Linked DNA regions of Homo sapiens: region 2 is linked to region 1. A link is a contact called in ENCODE Hi-C data. All regions are on one chromosome and are shown on one strand. The core of a region is the stretch at or near the end of the contact, and the rest is flanking DNA. Distances in the headings are between cores, read along the strand shown.

Region 1 (6,364 bases), core at 297-2,796:
ATATCCATAAAGCTAGTGTGAGAAATTTTAAATCTATCCAACTCTCGGAAGTTTTTGATCAAGCTTACAAACTATTAGGAAGAATCTAAAATACACGTAGGTGCACATATAGGATATGCATATCCTAAAACATTTTAAAATTCAGTAGGAATAAAGGAAGTATCAGTTATTTGCAAAGACTCAGAATCACAATTATCACGTTCTCTAGTCTCAATGAAGAAAAAAGAAATCAACAACAGAAGGAAAAAGAAACCAAAAACAGATTCTTAAAATAAAAAACTTATTTCTGACTAACTTATAATTTCAAAGGAAATAAAATAAAAAATATGAAATAGCACCAAAAACATTCAAAGTATTTCCAGTCACAACCTGGGGGATGCAGCTAAAGACGAACTTGTGGAAAATGTAAAACTTTAAATGCATCTGTTAGGATACAATACATATTTAAAACAAATGAGCTAATCATTAATCTGAAGGTTAAGAAAAAAACAATAGAATTGATACAGACAGGAGACAGGCAAATACTGGGTAGAAGAGGGTAGTTCCCCGGCAAAGACCCTACCCTCAAGCCTGGAAACCGGTGGCCCTAAATGGGTACAGACATTCCTGTTTTCAAGCCCAAAATGTTGCCTTTTGGCCTGCCACACCCCCTATCTTGTACCCATATTAACCCCAAACCCCCAGCTCCAGGAGAAAACAAACAGACAAACAGCAGAAGAGCGCAACAGAGAAGGAGAGAAGAGAAGGAATGTTGAACACCGAGAGGAGTTCAGCTGGGACTATCAGAGAAAAGATTGGCCACTGGACAGCCAAACTCCAGAGGAAGAGCATCTTCTACTCCATCCCCCTTCCAGCTCTCCATCCATCCCACCTTCAACCCTCAGTAAAACCCCCGCATTCACTCTTCAAGCCCGTGTGTGACCTGATTCTTCCTGGACTCCGGACAAGGACCTGGGTACCAAGAGGGCACTGAACAGGTTAACACTTAAGCCATCTGTGGACAGCAAAGCTAAAAAAGCGACACTGTAACATGCCCACGGGCTTCGAGAGTCACCCCTAGATGATACCATGGGGCCGGAGCCCAAAGTGCTAGCCCTGGCTCGAGCACCCGCCCCACTGTGTGCTCCTCCTCGCATAAGGGGTTTGAGCTCATGGTGGCCGAACAGAGAGCCACACCCTTGTCATATGTCATGCGAACGGGGGCTAGGGAACTGTCCCATTTCAGAATGAATTCCAAGGAAATAATAAGGATTAAAAATAACTCCTAACAAAGTGAAGAGTAAAAGCAATATAAAAAACCAAGCCAATTCTTTGGAAAGACACCTAATTTCTACAAAGTTCTGACAAGACTGATGATGACAAAAAGAGAGAAAAGATAAAGAACCACTGGACACAAACAAGAGCAAATGCTGTTCAGGCTGTGGACTTTCCTGAGCCCGAGGAAGCTGAAGGCAGGGATACTGATTCAGAACACCCCACCATTGACTGCTTTTTCCCTCCAGTGACAGAGAGACCTTCCAGATGCTCAGCTTGGTTTAAGACATAGGAAAGCCCAAGGTCTTAAAACACTTCCTTAAATAGAAGCATTGAGCACTGCATTTAGGCAAGTTCTTCCTCAGGAGTGATGTAACAAGGTCAGCAGTAAAGCACAGAATGAGGCTTCCCAGTTGTCCCAGACCTCTCACCAGATATTGTCAATGTCTCTGGTTACTTCACATTCCCCTTAGAGGATTTCAAGGATTAAGGGAAACTGCCCTAAAATAAGATTATCTTATCTGTATCTGCCCTTATCCCGTATGGCCACTTCCTTTCTGTTAAGACTTTGGAACATAAATTGGTAAGAGTGTGTGTGTGTGTGTGTGCACCCTCCCCTTAGTCACTAAATGTTGTATTTGGTGTCATCACTGGGGTTGGCCTCACCCCCAGCCCCCACCTCCCCTCAGTTATATTTGGAAGGAACATCTGGAAGCTGAAGAAAAAAATGCTGAGGACCCCTGTGTAGAGACAGGCTAGACTTTGTGCCACTGAAGGAATTGTGTTAATGGAATTTACCCAGTTTTCTCCTAACTCCAACTGGTCCTGCTCGGTAGTTAAAGAGATCTGAGCTGAGGGCAGAGTTACCCCAGATATAGTTCCCTGGTTTCCCAGAAGCACACAGCCAAGTAGCCAAGGATCCTTGAAGTGAGGGGGAAGCTTAAAGTTTGGACCAAGTACCTTGAGTGAACGCCAATATCTGAAACCTGGGCCATGATATTAGGAAAGATCTAGGGGCTGAGGGCTCCTCAGGCCCCCATTAGACTTCTGAATGGAGACTTCCAGGCAGAAATTAGATAATTGTTGATGTTTTTGATGTAGTTACAGTGAGAATGGACCTAAAAATTTTTTAATTGATGTGACTCTACCTGCATGATTGATCAAAAAAAGAGGAAGTTAGATTAGGATGAAAAAATGAAAGTTTTAATGACTTCTCTATATTTTCTTAAAAAATTTAGTTACACATATAGCACACAAAGACATTTGCATGAACTTACTCAAAGTGTAAGACAACGTTACAGTTCCTCTTTACCTCTGTCACCTCCTCCCCAACCCCCCACTCCCTCACACACAAACACCCAGAGGGGATCTTGAATCAAAGGTATGTGTCTGCCCAGGCCTTTTTCATGTGTATTTACAAATATGTCACACTATTACTTTTAAGAAGGATTTCTGTTTTAATGTTTATGAAACAATCTTCCTCTTTTCATATTTGAACCTGTAGCTTCAGAAAAAAAAAAAGAGAGAGAGAGACCAGGCGCGGTGGCTCATGCCTGTAATCCCAGCACTCTGGGAGGCCGAGGTGGGCGGATCACCTGAGGTCAGGAGTTCAAGACCAGCTTGGCCAATTTGGTGAAATCCCATCTCTGCTAAAAATACAAACATTAGCTGGGCGTGGTGGTATGCTCCTGTAATTCCAGCTACTCCGGAGGCTGAGGCAGGAGAATTTCTTTGTTCGTTTGTTGTTTGTTTGTTTGTTTGTTTGTTTGTTTTGAGATGGAGTCTCGCTCTATCGCGCAGGCTGGAGTGCAGTGGAGCGATGTTGGCTCACTGAAAGCTCCACCTCCCGGGTTCATGCCATTCTCCTGCCTCAGCCTCCCGAGTAGCTGGGACTACAGGCACCCGCCACCACGCCCAGCTAATTTTTTTTTGTATTTTTCGTACAGACAGGGTTTCACCGTGTTAGCCAGGATGGTCTCGATCTCCTGACCTCGTGATCCACCCGCCTCAGCCTCCCAAAGTGCTAGGATTACAGGCGTAAGCCACCGGGCCCAGCCAAGGACAATTTCTTGAACCCGGGAGGTGGAGATTGCAGTGAGCAAAAATAGGGCCACTGCAGTCCAGCCTGGGTGACAGAACCAGACTTCGTCTCAAAAAAAAAAAAAAAAAAGAGTGGAGTCCTTGGAACTATATGGTTTGGTGAAGCTAACTGAATTTTAAAACAGAGTTCAGAGGTCAGGGTCTTGGAAGCACTTTTCTATTTGGAAGAACTTGCTTTCTAAGTCGAACATCAAAAATTCAGTACTATTTTTGTAACTTCCTGTGAGTCTATAATTGCTTCAAATCATAAAAAATAATAATGTTTTAAAAACCGGCATGTGGTTCAGCATCTTTTCCAGGGCTCTGCAGTTCTGGATGCCTATGCCGAGATGGAACTTACATCAGCTTGGGTCTCTGGGCAACCGTGATGAGCAGAACCTCATTGGCCACCCACAACATATATGTGGCAGACGTGAGAAATAAGCTTTGTTGTGTTAAGCAAAAGCAATAACGAAAACAGCAACAAATGCACAAACTGGCTTCTGTCAGTTGTGTGTCTTCTCCCTTTCCTATCTCTGTCTCTGTCTCTCTCCCTCTCTTGGCTCACTCACTTTGGGGGAAGCCGGCTGCCGCCTTGTGAACACACCAGGCAGCTTGTGAGGAGGCTTGGCGGTGAGGAATTAAAGTATTTGGCCAACAGCCAGGAGGAAATTGAGGCCGACAACCACAGGAGTGAGCTGAGAAGCAGATCTTCCCGCAGCAGTGCCTTCAGCTGACTGCAACCTTACCTTAGGACAAACCTGAGCCTGAACAATCGAGCTAAGCCACTCCCAGACTCCCGACCCTCAAAAACAGCAGGAAATAATAAATGTGTGTTGTGTAAAGCTACTAAATTTTAGGATAACTTTTGTTACTCAGCAAAAAATAACTAATACACGCCGGCAGGGCTGCATGGTGACTTTTGCAGAGCCTTGACCCTTGTGCCTTTGTAGGTGCCTTCCTCCATAAGCTATGTTAAAAATGTTATGTCGTGACTATGTTGGTATAAAGACAAATATTAATATAATCAAGGCTGGGTTCATTATTATTATATCCATTTTTTTCTTCTGATTTTAGACAAAATTAAAACTTTTTTAGGCCCTGAAGTATCATAGGCCCCAGCCTTCTGTGCTCAATGGATGTCAGCCCTACACTGGGGAACAACATAAGAGGGACATGCAGTCAAGAATAAGTTATTAGGGCCGGGTGCGGTGGCTCATGCCTGTCATCCCAGCACTTTGGGAGGCCAAGATGGGTGGATCACCTGTGGTCAGGAGTTTGAGACCAGCCCGACCAACCTGGTAAAATCCTGTCTCTACTAAAAACACAAAAATAAGCTGGGTGTGATGGTGCATGCCTGTGGTCCCAGCTACTCAGGAGGCTGAGACAGGAGAATCACTTGAACCTGGGAGGCGGAGGCTGCAGGGAGCCGAGACTGTGCCACTGCACTCCAGCCAGGATGACGAAGCGAGACTCCATCTTAAAAAAAAAAAAAATAGAATAAGTTTTTGGTCCTGATTCTGCCCAAACCCATGCAATAAGCCCATCACCTGGTAAGGCCATTAAGATTTTGGCAAAGTTGTATCCCATGATCATGGATTGTTTTGGGTCCTGTCCTCCAGGTTGGAAAGAAGACTGACTGATTGCTTGGGGAACTGAGTAGAAGCTGCTGTAGGGTATTCCCAAAAGGCCATGACAGGAGCTGTACTGTGGGAGCCAAACCACGTGATCCTATGAAGCTTGGGGCATCAGCTGCAACTTCTTAGCCTGAGAGTGGGCAGCGTAGCACTGGCTTTGACCCCAGTGTCTTCCAGAAGCTGATATTCACAATTTGCATTAAATCTGGAAGGAGGAAAGTGTTTAGATCTAAAGACGCAGGAGCCAGCTGGCTTGGGTTTAAATTCTACCTTTGGCACTTACTGGCTGTGTTACCTTCGGCCAGTTTCTTAAGCCCTCTGTACCTCAATTTGATAATCTTTAAAGTTAGAATAATGATAGAGGTAGTTGTGAGAATTTTGTGAGTTAACGTACATAAAACACAACAGCACCTGGCACAGAGTAAGCCTTCAATATTTTCATTGTGGTGATTATTACTAAGCTTCATTTGAGCTCACACTAACTACTGATGGGCATTTTATTACTCTCCTCACTGTTTACAATCATGTCTTGGGTATGTCAGAGCAACTTTCACATAAGAAGGAGCTGCCAGGAAGTCATGAACAAGCCAAATGGGAGTCCTAGGTAGAGAGAACCAGGCTCTTGAATAAGGCCCAGCAGAGCTCAGAGATGATGCTCTCATCATGAAATCCTCTCATGAAATCCAAACGGTGGTCTCCATTTGTGGATCAATGGGCTATACCTCTGACATTCTTTCTTTTTTGTTTGTTTGTTTTGTTTTGTTTTGTTTTGTTTTGAGGAGGACAGGGTCTTGCTCTGTCTCCCAAGCTGGAGTGCAGTGATACAGTCATGGTTCACTACAGCTTAGACCTCTCAGGCTTAAGCGATCCTCCCACCTCAGCCTCCCAAGTAGCTGGGACCACAGGCACATGCCACCACGCTCAGCTAATTTCTGTATGTTTTATAGAGATGTGGGTCTTACCATGTTGCCCAGGATGGTCCTGAACTTCTGGGCTCAAGTGATCCACCCACCTTGGCCTCCCAAAGTGCTGGAATTAAAGGCATGAGCCACAGGGCCTGGCTGAGATTCTTTTTTAATAGTTACAAGCCACAGCTTTGTTTACTGATAGCCTTAGACTGATAGCCTTTGCTTGGTTTACTGATAGCCTTAGGCTGTCAATGGAAAGCTGCTTCTCTGTGGCCCAACTTTGCAGCACCTAAGTGGGAAGAACAGAAGACAATCAGCCTATAGGCCAAAGTGTGGCCAGCCATGATTCTGGACCATCTGGCACAGGTTCATACCAACTCTTGGATAACTTCCAAAGGTCCAATAAGGTCAAGTGGACATGGACAACTGAGTAGTATAAAACAGACTGCATTTGAGTTCGACAGTTACTTGGGGGAAAATGGGGGC
Region 2 (7,079 bases), core at 3,564-6,063, 470 kb after region 1:
TCTTCTATTATCCACAGGTAATAGGTTCCCCCCAGTAGATGTCTGAAGAGTGGGTATTACTAAACCCTATATATACTATAGCTTTTTGACCTGATCACCAAGAGGACTACCAAGTGACTCATGGCCAGGTGATGTATACAGTGTGGATATGCCGTACAAAGGATGATTTACATCCTGAGCCAGACAGAGTAGGCCCACACAAGATTTCATCACACTGCTCAGAACAGTGCACAATTAAAAACTTATGAATTGTTTATTTTTTTAAATTTCTATTTAATATTTTTAGACCACAGTTTACTGCCAGTCGTTGAAACTCCTGAAAACAAACCATGGATGGGGGAAAAGACTGTATAAACTTCAAAAACTTATAAATCTAAATGGTCATATTGTTTAAGATTATAAGTAGTGTGTCCAATGGGCTTAACAGGCCTGACACAGGTTGGGCATCTATATCTGTAGTAAAACCTTACAAAAAAAAATGATAAAAATAAAATTCAGCCAAAGATTTACCTTGAGGTAATGGAGATAATTACCTTGAGGATTTACCCTTGAGGGCAGAGGGCATGAGGGACTAGATTGGGGAACTGACCCACTAGCATCTTCAACAGTGCCAGGTGTGTAGCACTTCTTAAACTGGTTGTGGATATGTGGGCATGCATTCTTTATAATACAGACATATATGTTTACGTTATTTTTTGTGAATATTGTATTTGAAAGTTTTAAAAATACAGTGGGTTGACCAAATAACTAAAACCCTTCTTATTGCTTGAAATTCAACCTGTGTGACTTCTCACTGCTCTCACCTGCCTATTGGAAAATAATAATGTTCTCACAGGATTTTGTAAAGATGAAATTAATTAGGGCACATAAACTGCTTGCATTGTACCAGACATATATGAAGTGCTCAATGAATGGAACTAATAGAACAACTATTCTCCTCCTTGTTACCACCAGGACTACCACAAGTGCATCATTAATCTTACGACTGAGGCAAGGAATTATTAAAATCCCTAACAAAGAAAGAAGTTGTCAAAGAATATCTTGTATCATTGGACCTTGGACTGTTGGACTCCCAGGTTTCAACATTATTCAGATGCTTGCAGCAAAGTGAGTACATCTTTTTCGCTCCACCCTGCAGCTGGCTTGGTTCTGACTGGAACCGTGGGCTGAGTCCAAAGGCTTGTTTTCGTTAGAGTCATGATGGCTAATGCTGAGAACACAGCCCCATGGTTTTACCTCAACAGCCACGTTTTTCTCAAGGAATGTGAAGAAAGCTGTTTCCTGCTGCTTAAAGAATGTGATTACCTCATTCAAAACTGACTGTCCAACCTGCCTCAGGCCTTCTAAGCCCGTCAGACAGACACATTTCTCACCATGACTTGGGTCTTCCTCATTTGCTCATGACCTGCATTTTTCCCAATCTGGTCTACAACAGACATGGAACCCTTGGCTCTATGATTCTCAGCGTCTCTCTGCCATCAGGCATTTTGGACTTGACCCTGCTTTAGTCTCCCTGTCACTGACATTGCAATTATTCCTATCAAACGATAGCTGGTCTCATCCTATGGTTCTCTGTCTTTTGGGGTGCAATGAATGGGAAAATGTTTCCTGGTTCCAGGCTCAATCCTAGTGGCTTTAAGATGTTTTTGGCTACAAGTAACAGAAACTTGAACTCAAATTGACCTACATAATACAAAGACAGTATTGGCGCAGTAACGAAAAACTACAGTGATAGAGGAAGCTTTGGTGACCCAGTGACAACACCAAAGATACAGCTTCTCCTCCTCTTCTCTTCTATGGTGCCTGCTTCACCCTAAGGCTCACTCTCTTCATGTTTGCAAAATGGCTGGAAGCAGCTTTAGGGACTGCTTGTTTCCTCAATTATGTCCAGCAGGAAGTGGGAAAAAAAAATCTCTCTCCCAATAGCTCTCTCAGAAGTGAAACATCTTTTTTTCCAAAAGTCTCTGGAAAGAGTTTCTCTTGATTCATTGGTCTGAATTGGGTTGTGTGTTCTAAACCAAGCGCTGTGGCCTGGCGATGAAGTATGTTGATTGAAGATCAGCTAATCAGAACCTAGGACTATGCTTATGGAGTGAGGTCTCCTCCCAGAGCATGTAGGCTGGTAGAAGAGGCATGATACCTGTGCTCTGTTTGACCTTCACCTTTGCTCCACTCTCTGCCCTAAGAAGCTAACTCTTCAGAATGCATCACTCCAGCTTTTTGATTTCTGACTTATAGCTGAATTTGATCTTGGGAACACCAACAGAAGATCAGAGGGTGGAGAGAAAACTGGATCAGGACAACTATTTCCCCAGCTGGCTCCTTGCCTTGCTGTGGTTCTGACAGTGGCTGTGTTCCTCTAGAAGGGCGACTCCACTTGGGCCACCCTTCCAGCTCCAGCTCTTGCCAGGCTCTGGTAACATTATTCCCTCCCTTATCCCATCTGGCCCAGAGGTGGTAACAGCTCCCTCCTCTTGCCAGTCCCTAGCTGCTCCAGCATTCCTTGCTGGTCCTTGCTATGGTCTGAATGTTTGCGTCTCTCCAAAATTCATATATTGAAATCTTCACCTCCAAGGCGATGGTATTAGGAGAGGGAGCCTTTGGGAGATGATTAGATCATGGGTAGAACCTTCATCAGTGGGATTGGTGTCCTTATAAAAGAGACTCTAGAGAGACCCCTCACCCCTTCTGCCATGTAAGGTTAGAGTGAGAAGATGGCTGTCTATGAGAAGTAGATCCTCGCCAGACACCAAATCTGCTTGTGCCTTGATTTTGAACTTCCAAGCCTCTAGAACTGTGAGAAATAAATTTCTGGGCTGGATGTGATGGCTCACGCTTCTAATCCCAGTGCTTTGGGAGGCTGAGGTGGGAAGATCATTTGAGGCCATGAGTTTGAGACCAGCCTTGGCAACATAGAGAAACCCTATACCTAATAAATAAATAAATAAATAAATAAATAAATAAATAAATAAATAAATAAAAGGTTAGCCAGCTGTAGTGGCATACACTTGTAGTCCCAGCTACTTGGGAGGCTAAGGTGGGAGGATCGCTTGAGCCCTGGAGGCAGAGGTTGCAGCCAGCTGAGATCATACCACTGACTCCAGCCTGGGCAACAGAGTGAGACTCTGTCTCTAAGGAAAAATAAATTCCATTGTTTACAGGCTACCCAGTTTATGGTATTTTGTGATAGCAGCCTGAACAAATGGACAGTCTTCATTCTACCCATATCTCTGTAATGAGCCCCTTCATTAAACTATGTGATTTGCCGTCTGTTTCCTTCCTAAACCTTGACTAGTACAATACCTGAATGAAAATTGAGAAATTACTACCCAGAAGAAAGGAGAACGGACACTAGGTAGCCAAAAAAACAGCAAATGTGTACCATGATCCACTACGGATTACATAGGTAAGCAATATTAAAGCACACACATGTACAATAGCAGCCTCGTCTCTTGTTAGAGAAATGCTCTCATAACTCCCTGACAGCAAAGAACTGCCAGTTGCTTCATGAGCTCAACCTCAGGTAGAAAAATACTCAGCCCTTCAGCTCTGCCGTTCCTGCCAGCAAATGCGGCCTGACTGCTCATAGGACATTTCAGTAATCAACTGGAAAATGAAAAATAGAAAAACACAGGGGGAAGAATGAGAAGAAAGAGAATCCCAGAATCTAACAGAACCTAAATGAGTTATTTCACCAAAAAAAAACAAAACAAAACCCAAAATCAAAAAGCAAACTTCGCAAGCTCCCATTCATTGCACCCCAAAAGACAGAGAACCTGGTAATTTGACCAGACTTCTGTAACAGCCACAGGACACCTTCCCCCAACTTACTATTTCAAGCCCTTCCACCCCCTCCACATAATGACTCATTGTAACCCCAGGGAGAGAGGATTTTCCTGCTCACAAAAGCACAAAGACAGGTTAGGCCAAACCAGTTTCAAGGAGAGGAGATCTATGTAGGAAAGGGGACCCAAATTGTAACAGCCACAGGACACCTTCCCCCAACTTACTATTTCAAGCCCTTCCACCCCCTCCACATAATGACTCATTGTAACCCCAGGGAGAGAGGATTTTCCTGCTCACAAAAGCACAAAGACAGGTTAGGCCAAACCAGTTTTAAGGAGAGGAGATCTATGTAGGAAAGGGGACCCAAATTGTGGATATTTGGGCCTGCCACATAGGAGAACTTCTATTGGGCAGGAAAGATTGCAAAGTATACCTATACAATTAGGAAGCGTATATTGGAAGATGTGAAAGGATAGACAGATTTAGGACTGTGCTATTCCAAAAAGCTACCCACCACTACTCATTCAGGAAAGAATGAGTCCTTGAACTGGTATAACTGGTTGTCAACTGAGATGAATTAAAGAACAAAACTGCTGGGCTTTGTCATGATGAACATGTGTGTATACGTATGTGTGTAAGATCATCCACCACCGATCACGTTCTCCTTTGTCCTCTCAACTCCTTTGCAGGTTCACAACAGTGTTATGGCGGGAGCAGGGAGGCACCTACATCCATTGGACCCATCCTGACAGCTGGGAAGGATGTGTCCAGCCACCCAGGGATGTGCATCTGGCACCCACCTCACAACAGCTGTTCTAACCACGTAAGAAGCACAAGGGTCACCGGTTACTCTCCATGAGAACAAAAGGCCAAGGATGCAGAGATAATTGCATCAAAGGGATTCAACTTCCTGGATGACCTCATTCCAAAGATCTGCAGAGCCCAGATAAGCATCCCAGGGTTCTGGCAGAGGGCCCCTCCAGGGACAGGAAGGGGACAGGAAGCCGGCTTTCCGTGTCTGTACCGCCTTCCTTGGGAAGGATAGGACACCTGTGGCCATCAAGTCATGATGCCCCATGCTGTCTCCCGCCAACTCCACAAGAAAGGCAAATGAGTGTCACATCGCCCCCAGAGTCATGACTCTGCTGATCCCACATGGGCCCCATAGAGGGCTTTTCCTTCTAGGTCTTCACCATAGATTTCTCATATTTTCATTTAAACAGATTTGTATGTAATTCTTGAATGTTTCCTTTCTTTCATATTCTCAAAAAATACATTAAGACTAGTAAGAATAGGTAAAAAAAAATTGGTACATCTCAGAAGATAATATGTGAGACTAATAGCTATAGTTTGCAATAAAGAAAATTAAATGAGGTTTCTAAGCACTTATGTATTTATTCTCTAAATGTTTTTGAGCCCTTTCTATGCCAGACACAACTCCAAGTCCAGAGACGGAAAGATAAAATGTTCCTTATGCTCGAAGAGCACATAGATTTGTTAGAAGTCATAGATACTTAAACAAATGATTATATAATAAGTTCTACAATGTAATTTTATCCTTGGGAATTCTGCTAATATTACAAGGAATAATAAATAGTCAAAATAAGAGTCCTTTATCAAAATTTATTTTTATACTGCTCAGTTTTGCCCTAGAATTTGTTAATTTATTCAATATTCTCAGCCCAAATCATTCTACAATGGTGGAAAGATTCTAAATCTATGCTGTCCAGTGGAGTAGCTACTAGCCACATGTGGCCAGAAGTACTTGAAATGTGACTAGTGTGACCGAGGAACTGAATTTTAAATTTTATTTAATTTTAACTCAGGTCAATGTAAATAGCCACATGTGGTTAACATAGTTCCAGAGTTCTAGTCCCAGATAGATCTGGCCAGATTTACCGAAACAAGTGAAGGTTAATCAATTGTGATTAAAATCAAGCAACACACCAATGTGAATGGCCAATGAACCATTCAAGAAAGAATCACCTGCCTGCCCACCTGCACCCACTCAACCTTGAATGTCTGGAAGAAAACGAGCCTGTTAGACACAGCAGGAAAGGAGGTGGAAAGTGTAACCATAAGGCAAGGTCAAGCAGCTCAAACAGAAGCACCAGGCACAAACAAACCACAGAGAAAAGCTGGAGGGACAGCACGAAGCTGGTGAGTGTCAAAACGAAAATAAAAGCAAGTTCAAGCTCAAGTCCAATTTTTAAACACTTGAGATTTTAGAAAAATAAGTAGAATCTAATCCAAAAGCCATTTATTGACAACCCTCCATCAGTAAATTTTTTCTGAACATTTTCTGTAGGCTCAGCACCAAGGGGGGTGGTTATTAAGAAGTCTATAGTAACATCAGTCTCCACCTTAAAGAATCTTAAAATTTGCTTGAGAGACCAAATGCATACACATAAAATCGTGAGAAACTGAGACAAGACAGTATTCAGTAAAGCACTCAATTGTATTTATTTAGCCACATCTAAAGCTCACCTGTGCACGATACGCACCGTGGGCAGAGAGGTAAAGAGAGAAGTGAGCGTAGGTTGCTCTCACCTGGATGGGCTTCATGGAGACCAGCAGGTGTGATATAAGACTCAATTCAAGTTAGCCTGGCCTCCATCTGCCTGCAGTAGCATCCTTTATCAGCTCCACCCTACTCCTGCTTCTGCCAGAATGACTTGCAGTTTCCTAATGTACCTGCCATCTCTCAAGCTGAGCCACTGCGTGGGCAGAACACGGTCTGGTGGACCCGCCTGGCATGCCCGGACTCTGGAGGTGCAGACTTGTGTTGAATTCCAGCCTCACCAATCCTTAGGTGGCTGAACTCAGGCAAATTCCTTAACATCTCTAAGCCTTGTTCCTACTGTGTAAAATGAGAGTAATAATATTATCCAGCCGTAGGGTTTTTTGGTGAGAATTAAATTAGATAAATAAAAGGCTTATACAGAGAAATCATTTTTTTCCACTTTTCATACTTTTTTAAAAAAATCAACTTTATTAAAGTATTGACATACAAAAAGCTGTACATATGTAATGTGTACAACTTGGTGAGTTTGGAGATAAGTATACATCCATGAAACCATCACCACAATCTGTGCCATAAACATCCATCACATCAAAAAGATTTCTCCCATCATCATTTATTTGTGTGTGTGTGTCATGAGAACACTAAAAATCTATCCCTTAGCCATTTTTTTAAATTTAAGTTCACGGTCACATGTGCAGGTTTGTCATATAGGTAAACTTGTTATGCAGATTATTTCATCACCCAGGTATTAAGCCTACTATGTATTATT

Evidence for each region. A loop is a pair of places that touch in the nucleus more often than their neighbours do. Pooled maps may share reads with other maps.
Region 2: a loop to region 1 is called in a pooled map, with 2.8 times the contacts of the local background. The contact joins two enhancer-like sites. A Hi-C loop is called at or near these places in 2 of 37 single-sample maps with no recorded cell type and 2 of 50 pooled maps.

What each region holds. Positions count from the first base shown.
Region 1 is chr7:21,963,910-21,970,273 of GRCh38, forward strand. No RefSeq gene overlaps it. Among named protein-coding and RNA genes, the nearest start is that of CDCA7L, 21 kb to the left of the region's middle. Within about 2 kb of position 1,547, at least 3 of the 41 ENCODE cell types and tissues checked have a DNase peak (open chromatin) inside an H3K27ac peak, as active enhancers do.
Region 2 is chr7:22,429,443-22,436,521 of GRCh38, forward strand. All of the region lies in intron 4 of STEAP1B (STEAP family member 1B), which reads right to left. Among named protein-coding and RNA genes, the nearest start is that of STEAP1B, 67 kb to the right of the region's middle. RefSeq lists enhancers at 4,588-4,882, 4,656-4,800 and a cis regulatory region at 4,720-4,737. Within about 2 kb of position 4,814, at least 8 of the 41 ENCODE cell types and tissues checked have a DNase peak (open chromatin) inside an H3K27ac peak, as active enhancers do.